2 separate regions of the Homo sapiens genome follow, and region 2 is linked to region 1. A link is a contact called in ENCODE Hi-C or POLR2A ChIA-PET data. All regions are on one chromosome and are shown on one strand. The core of a region is the stretch at or near the end of the contact, and the rest is flanking DNA. Distances in the headings are between cores, read along the strand shown. Region 1 has its middle 79 kb from the start of ZNF608. Region 2 has its middle 140 kb from the start of ZNF608.

Region 1 (3,289 bases), core at 519-3,018:
CAAGACCAGCTTGGCCAACATGGTGAAAACCCATCTCTACTAAAAATATAAAAAGTAGCCCGGCGTGGTGGCACGCACCTGTAATCCCAGCTATTCAGGAGGCTGAGGCAAGAGTATCACTTGAACCTGGGAGACGGAGGTTGCAGTGAGCCAAGATCATGCCATTGCACTCCAACCTGGGTGACAGAGTGAGACTCTGTCTCAAAAAAAAAAAAAATTTAATCCTATTACTATCTTATGAATAGCATAATTATGCTGCATTTGATATTTTGTGGGTAAAAGCATTTAATTTGTAAATATGTAAGTTTCTAAATTACTTTAATGTTTATAAGCCTGTCTTAGTCATTCTCCATTTTTAAGTTAAACCAAGTCTATCAAAAATACAAGGTAGTCTTGGTCTCTCTCCTGTGCTCAAATAACTTGGCCTAATTATGTGGTTGGCTTTACAGACAACTGAAAAACCGTGTATAAAGATTATGCATTTACTTTTTTACAGAAAGTTGAATTGTATGTCTCTTACACTACTCTTGCCATACTCCATCTCTCTCATCACCCTTCCCAAGTCTAACTAGCAAAAAGTTAAGTTACATAAAGTAATATTTTAAAGCTAGTGGGTCTGTGCATTCTAAATACACAAGACACTGGAATGGCCTATCAGTTCCTCTTCTCCCTCCCCATCCCCCACTTTTATTTTACTCTTTTGAGAATCAGTGAGGCCACACTTACTGAGTGTTACTGAGGCTTTTCAGGCCACTTGAATATCTACATCATAGCAATATTGCACCTCAAAGAAACTGTTCTCAGCATAGATGGGAAAAAAATCACTCACTTGAGCAAATGATCGGACAAAATTGTACAAAAACATTTTTAAAACTGCTAGGGTTTGAACATTTATCCCCTCTAAAACCCACATGGAAATTTAATTCCCAATGTGGCAGTATTGACAGGTGGAAATTTTAAGTTGATTGGGTTATAAGGGCTCTGCCATCCTTAATGGATTAATCTATGTATGGATTAATGGGTTCATGGATTAATGGGTTATCACTGGAGTGGGACTGGTGGCTTTATAAAAAGAGGAAGAGAGACCTGAGCTAGCATGCTCAGCCGCCTCACCATGTGATGCCCTGCACCACCTGGGGACTCTGTAGAGAGTCCTAGCAGCAAGAAGGCTCTCGCCAGGTGCAGCCCCTAGATCTTGGACTTCTTGGCCTCCATAATTATAAGAAATAAATTCATTTTCTTTATAATTTACCTAGTTTCAGGTATTCTGTTATAAGCAACAGAAAGTGGAAGAAAATACAAACAGTTGCAAGCATAGATAGTAGTGGAAAGATATATCTTTGTGGTGAATATTTCCCCAATTCAATTCTCAATGACTTCACAATGTGAATGGGTGCTGTGTACTTCAGCTTCCGTGTTTAATGTGCTTATTTGTAAGATGTAAATCATATATACCTCATGGGAGTTGTTCGCAAAATTCAATAAAAATAACCTGTTTACCAAGCAGAGCCCCTACCATGCAGAAGATACTAAATCAGTTATTTTCCTCTCGTCCTCCTTAAAAATTAGTTTCAAAATCCATTTCAAATATTCAAAGCTACTTGTAGACTCCAAAATCTACATTTAAATCAAGAAAACACGGTAAAAAGGTGGTCAATAATGCTGACCCTTAATGAAAGTACCACACTGTTTTGAGAGTATAGATCCCCTCTTCATGGATTTTGTGTCTCATAGCTTCTTATTGCAAGTAAACAAGAGCCTTTTGTGGTAATCTCTCCCACGTGAGCAATGGGAACAGATTGTTTTCAATCTAACACAAACAAGAAATTGCTTAAGTAAAGGTAGTGACTGTATGAATCATAAACCACTTTCTCAGATAACAGCCATTATGTAAGTCTGTGGATAAATTTGACAATTTTTATTTCATTGCCTTTTGACAGCCCTTTAGAAGGGTTTAAGAGAACAAGATCTGACTACAGCTTTCAAAAATTCATCACTGAATATTTGTTACCCTTGCTCCCTGTGATAGCTGAAGAACTAAGATAATGCCCTTCAAATGGAGATAAATTACAATCTTTCAAAAGATTATCACGGGCTTAATCGAGTTTGCTCCAGCAGCTGAACAGCCTGTGACCTTGTTAGTTACACAACAAACATATCTGTTACTTTATGTTTCTATAGGTAGCGGGGTAGAACCTTTAAACTACATGTTTTCTGTATATAAAATGACAGATTTTTTTAGATAAAACAGAAGATGTTTTATTTTAAAAGAATATACCAAGCTACTTCATATATTTAGTGTAATTTTTTAATGATTTGTGTTGAAATAACTTCAGAATTACCAAAAAGTTGAGAAAATAATATAAAGACTATATGGATACCTCTCACTCAGATTCCTCAAATGTTAAAATTTTATAGATGTGTAGTGTGATTTAAAAGAGGACGATGATTCCTGATTCAGAAACAGGAGTCTTGTATAATTCTGTGATAACATATTATATGTCTAATAAAGGCATAGGGATTTCACATTGAAAATAATTTAGGAGAATGTTAGAGAATCCACATTCTCAATTTCTTTGAAAGAAATCAACTGACAACTTTTACATATAAATGTAACTAACTGCAGGTGTATGAACACATCCCAGCATATGGTCCAGTTTATGAAAACTACAATACTACATCTTGGGAAATTAAAGTACTTTTATCCTGAATATAATGTTACAAATAGCATGGAAATCAGCACTTCGGGTGTTCCAGGATGTCAGCACATCAGCAGTTATACCAGAGTGCCAGCCTTCAACAGAAGGGAGGGAGAGTTTGAATGGAATTAATTATTAAATGGTAACATTTAATCCTAGATCCTTATTATGAGTGCCAAGAGAAAACATCTGTGGGTGCTTAGAACAGACAGATTTGGAGCATCCATACAGATTCTGCTAGGTTTGATGAAACCTCCCAGGGAACAAGGTGATTTGGGAAGCTAAACATTTATTCTCCCACTTACACTCATAACCTCTCTGGAAATAGATGAGTCCGTGGTACCAAGAATGACTTTATGACTTACCCCATGTGGCAGAGAAGAAAAGGAAAGGCGCTTCCTTTCCACTTTTGCCGTGTCAGGGCTATTTGAAACGAGTTCAGTGTCCATGGAAGAAAACTAAATATCACTGTATTGGACAATCTAGCAGCAGCTGCCATCTGTATGACAATATCCATTTATTCTGTTCCCTGCCACCTCTTGCATCTCTGTTGCAGTGTTCTTTTGTAAGTGTTCCTGACATTTTGTTTA
Region 2 (3,289 bases), core at 388-2,887, 63 kb before region 1:
ATCTCTTTTAAAAGGTTTGATTTATTTCCTGCACTTGGGAGGCACTACGTTGTAAAAATATTTTCACTAACAAGTATGAAATATTGCAATATATATTTTTATACATACTGTATTTGGCTATGTAATACATTTCATTTTTGTATCTGCACACACGTGCATATCGATGGTGGGCCCTCCAGATAATTTCTTGGTTACATTTACTTTTTTTCATGAAAAAAAGGAAAACAAGTTGGCCAAGCAGCCTAGGCAAGCATCAAATTCATCATAGCTGAAGATAATATTTTCCTGAAGTGATTCATTCTCACATCTTCCTGCAGGAGTTTTCTCCACCCAGTGACATAGTGAAATGTCACTGAAGTGAAGGCTATTTTGCTTAGCCTTGACCAAACATAGAAGCTGACTGTGGATATGCAGTTATTTTTCCTCTTGGAAGACATGTTTTTTTATGCATGTGTAAGTAGAGTTAAGCTGAATCTAGAGAGCTGCTGCATGATAAGAGCTTGGTTTGAAAACATGTTGTGCAGCTGAATGACTTGAATAACAAAATCCCCGGCAGAGTGTTTCTGAGCTAACTGCATTTGCACTCTGCAAGGAGATCAATGCTTCCCCTCATTGATTTTCCTCAGTTGCAGAGCCAGGATTATGCACATTGTGAAGCTGTATTCCCAGATTCATCCCATCTGATTTTCTAGTCAGCACTAAAAAGGCATAGAGCTCAACTGTAAACTGAAGGTTATAAAAGTATAACTGTATCAAATTTGTACTTTCACTAAGGCTGCATGTTAAACAGAAGCACAATAATGTATTCCTAGTGCGATGGAAGGGCTGCATGGGACAAGACAGATTCTGTTTGTGCGCAGCTTCTAAATAAATGGCAGAGATGCCAAAGATAAATCTGAGATGCCTTGCATACGTTTGTGTAACTCCCAAGATATTTTCAAATGTGCTAGGGCTTCCTTTCTGGCGGACTTGAAATGCAAAGTAAGCATGTAAAGAAACGATTTCCTTCCTAAATTCAGGAATTGACTGTCATCTTTCTGAATTTGAAATTGCCCTAGAATTTATCACTGGAGAAGGTTAGTGGTTGGAAGGCTGTAAAAATCAAGGATCTAAAAAAAACATCAAGGATCCATTTCACTGTAAACAACTGGCAGCACTAAAAGTTGGTGAGTTTACTCTGCAGTTAACACAAAGTCTTGTCTTCCATAAAGTTGTGGAACATGTTATAATTCAGCTTAGCACTAACAGCCAATAGCAAAATGAAAGCACCCCCCAAAAAAGGTGACTTCAGCTCTTCCAAAATTTTCACCTTTATTATTTTTATATATCAAATAAGTATGCTGCTGTTAGTGAAGGATAAGAGGGGAAAGCTGACTCCTATATTAAATTTTCTCTTCCTCATTGCACTTTGAGGATAGAGAAGGTGTCACATTACAATGAGGATTTCAAATTTGCTTTTGAGAAAATTGTGTAAAATAAGCCATTTCCTACTAAGACTAGATAAATGATTACACAGCTGCTTGCCTTTCAAAGAGAATTTGCTCAGAATCTGGGCTTGCCACGGTGCTCACTTCATTATTAAAGAGTGCTGTCATATCTCACTCCCTGTGTCTGCTGGGGGCCGGGGCGCTCTCCCACACACCCACCCCTAGAGGCTGCTTTCGCTATAGAAACAAAGTCTGGAGACCAATGAAAGACAGACGTTTGGGCAGATCCATATCCAGGGTTAAGAATTTCCACTTCCTAGGCTTAACGTGTAAATTGAGCTGGTAGATCTACCCTAGTAGCTAAGAAATATAAACATGTTTCTAAGTTACCTAATCAGTGGACATTTTCCTGGTAAAAGATTAACCAAGCTGTGATCAGTTTCTCAGCAACTGAAGGTAAAAAGCAGATTCTGTATTCTAAATGTCAACACTTACCCCAAAGATTTTCTTCTTTCTTTAAATCATTCACATAGATTTTTTTTAAATCAAATGAATATTATTTCCCACTGTAAACTTAAATGAGACCAACCCACCCTTATAACCAACAAACATACCTTGGTCTGCTTTTATTTTTCTAGTCTGCCGTAAGCAAAATCGGCATTTATTTGCAGGCATTGGCAACTAAATGCATTTTTCCAGTTATTATTGTCATTCTTATCTACAAATGTCAGTGATATTTTCAATTAACTGTGATGTAGCATGAATTACACTAATATTTAAGTGATGGTCTTCTAAAGAGCATTAATTTTTTAATAAAAGTAACATATCTCTCTCATCCAGTAATTTTGAAATACTTGAAACTCAAGTTGGAATTGATTTTCTTGACTGTAAAGGAATGTTCCTAACCAGAGTACTTTCCTCTTGGAGTGTTCTCTTTAATGAAGTCTTACTTCTGAGAAAGTTGAGTTTTTATGAGTTGGTGCCCTTGCTTCAGTGATAGTAGTCTAAATAAATATTGTGAAGAAATTTGATAATGGGTAAGTAGCAGGAGACACCATTGTTTAACCTCCAAACTATGCTAGTAAGTAGGGTGATAGACTTGCCATGCTGAATAATGGAGCTGTTATTCTAGCCCAGTAGGATTGTTTCCAAAGGCCTGCAACAAGGATCTGCCAGGCCCTGGCTGTGTGTTGCCCTTGAGTGTGCTCGTAGTCTCCAGTATCAAGTAACGGCACATTTATCAAAGGAAATCACAATTTGGAAGAAAACCACATTTTCTACTCTTTCAAATAAGAAACATCCCTGTATGCTACTTTCATTTTTACTTGTTTTACCTAGGTGGAACAGAAGACTAATCTGGAAAAATAATTGTTAATAAAAAAACTACAACATTGAGAGAATTTCATTCCCTTGAAATATATACTTTTAAGGGGCCATTTTAATACTGCATGAAAAAAAGTATATTTTCTTTATAAACCCTGAACATGCTAATATATTATTATACACAGCATAAAGTTAAGGGTGTTTGAACAGTGAAAATAGAAAGCATTCATAGCTATTCAACCCTGAATACTTAGGACATTTCATTTCTTTTTACAGCAACCATATTCTGTCAATAAAAGATCAAATGCTTTTGGTTACTGGACTGAAAAAAATCAAATCCTCCAAACTTTTAGCACTTGACGTTCCCGGAGTATTTGCTCTCAGCTATAGCTCATTAAATGAGCTGATCCACCACTGAGTCTATAAATTGAAACAAAAGCAAAGAGCTCTTTTTTTTTTCTTTTTTCAAAGTAGATGGCACCAAACTGAAATGCACTTAAGTCTGGGCTTTTTATAAGTTCTTCTTACACATAGTGGGT

What was found. Hi-C counts contacts between places; a loop is a spot of excess contacts on that map. ChIA-PET counts read pairs that join two places held with the same protein, here RNA polymerase II (POLR2A).
Region 2: a map of Calu3 shows a loop between it and region 1 (2.3-fold over the local background). The contact joins two enhancer-like sites. A Hi-C loop is called at or near these places in 1 of 168 maps with a recorded cell type or tissue (Calu3). POLR2A ChIA-PET finds 5 or more read pairs at or near these places in 1 of 52 experiments (OCI-LY7).

The regions. Positions count from the first base shown.
Region 1 is chr5:124,823,540-124,826,828 of GRCh38, reverse strand. No RefSeq gene overlaps it. Among named protein-coding and RNA genes, the nearest start is that of ZNF608, 79 kb to the right of the region's middle. Within about 2 kb of position 1,768, at least 2 of the 41 ENCODE cell types and tissues checked have a DNase peak (open chromatin) inside an H3K27ac peak, as active enhancers do.
Region 2 is chr5:124,886,684-124,889,972 of GRCh38, reverse strand. No RefSeq gene overlaps it. Among named protein-coding and RNA genes, the nearest start is that of ZNF608, 140 kb to the right of the region's middle. Within about 2 kb of position 1,637, at least 6 of the 41 ENCODE cell types and tissues checked have a DNase peak (open chromatin) inside an H3K27ac peak, as active enhancers do.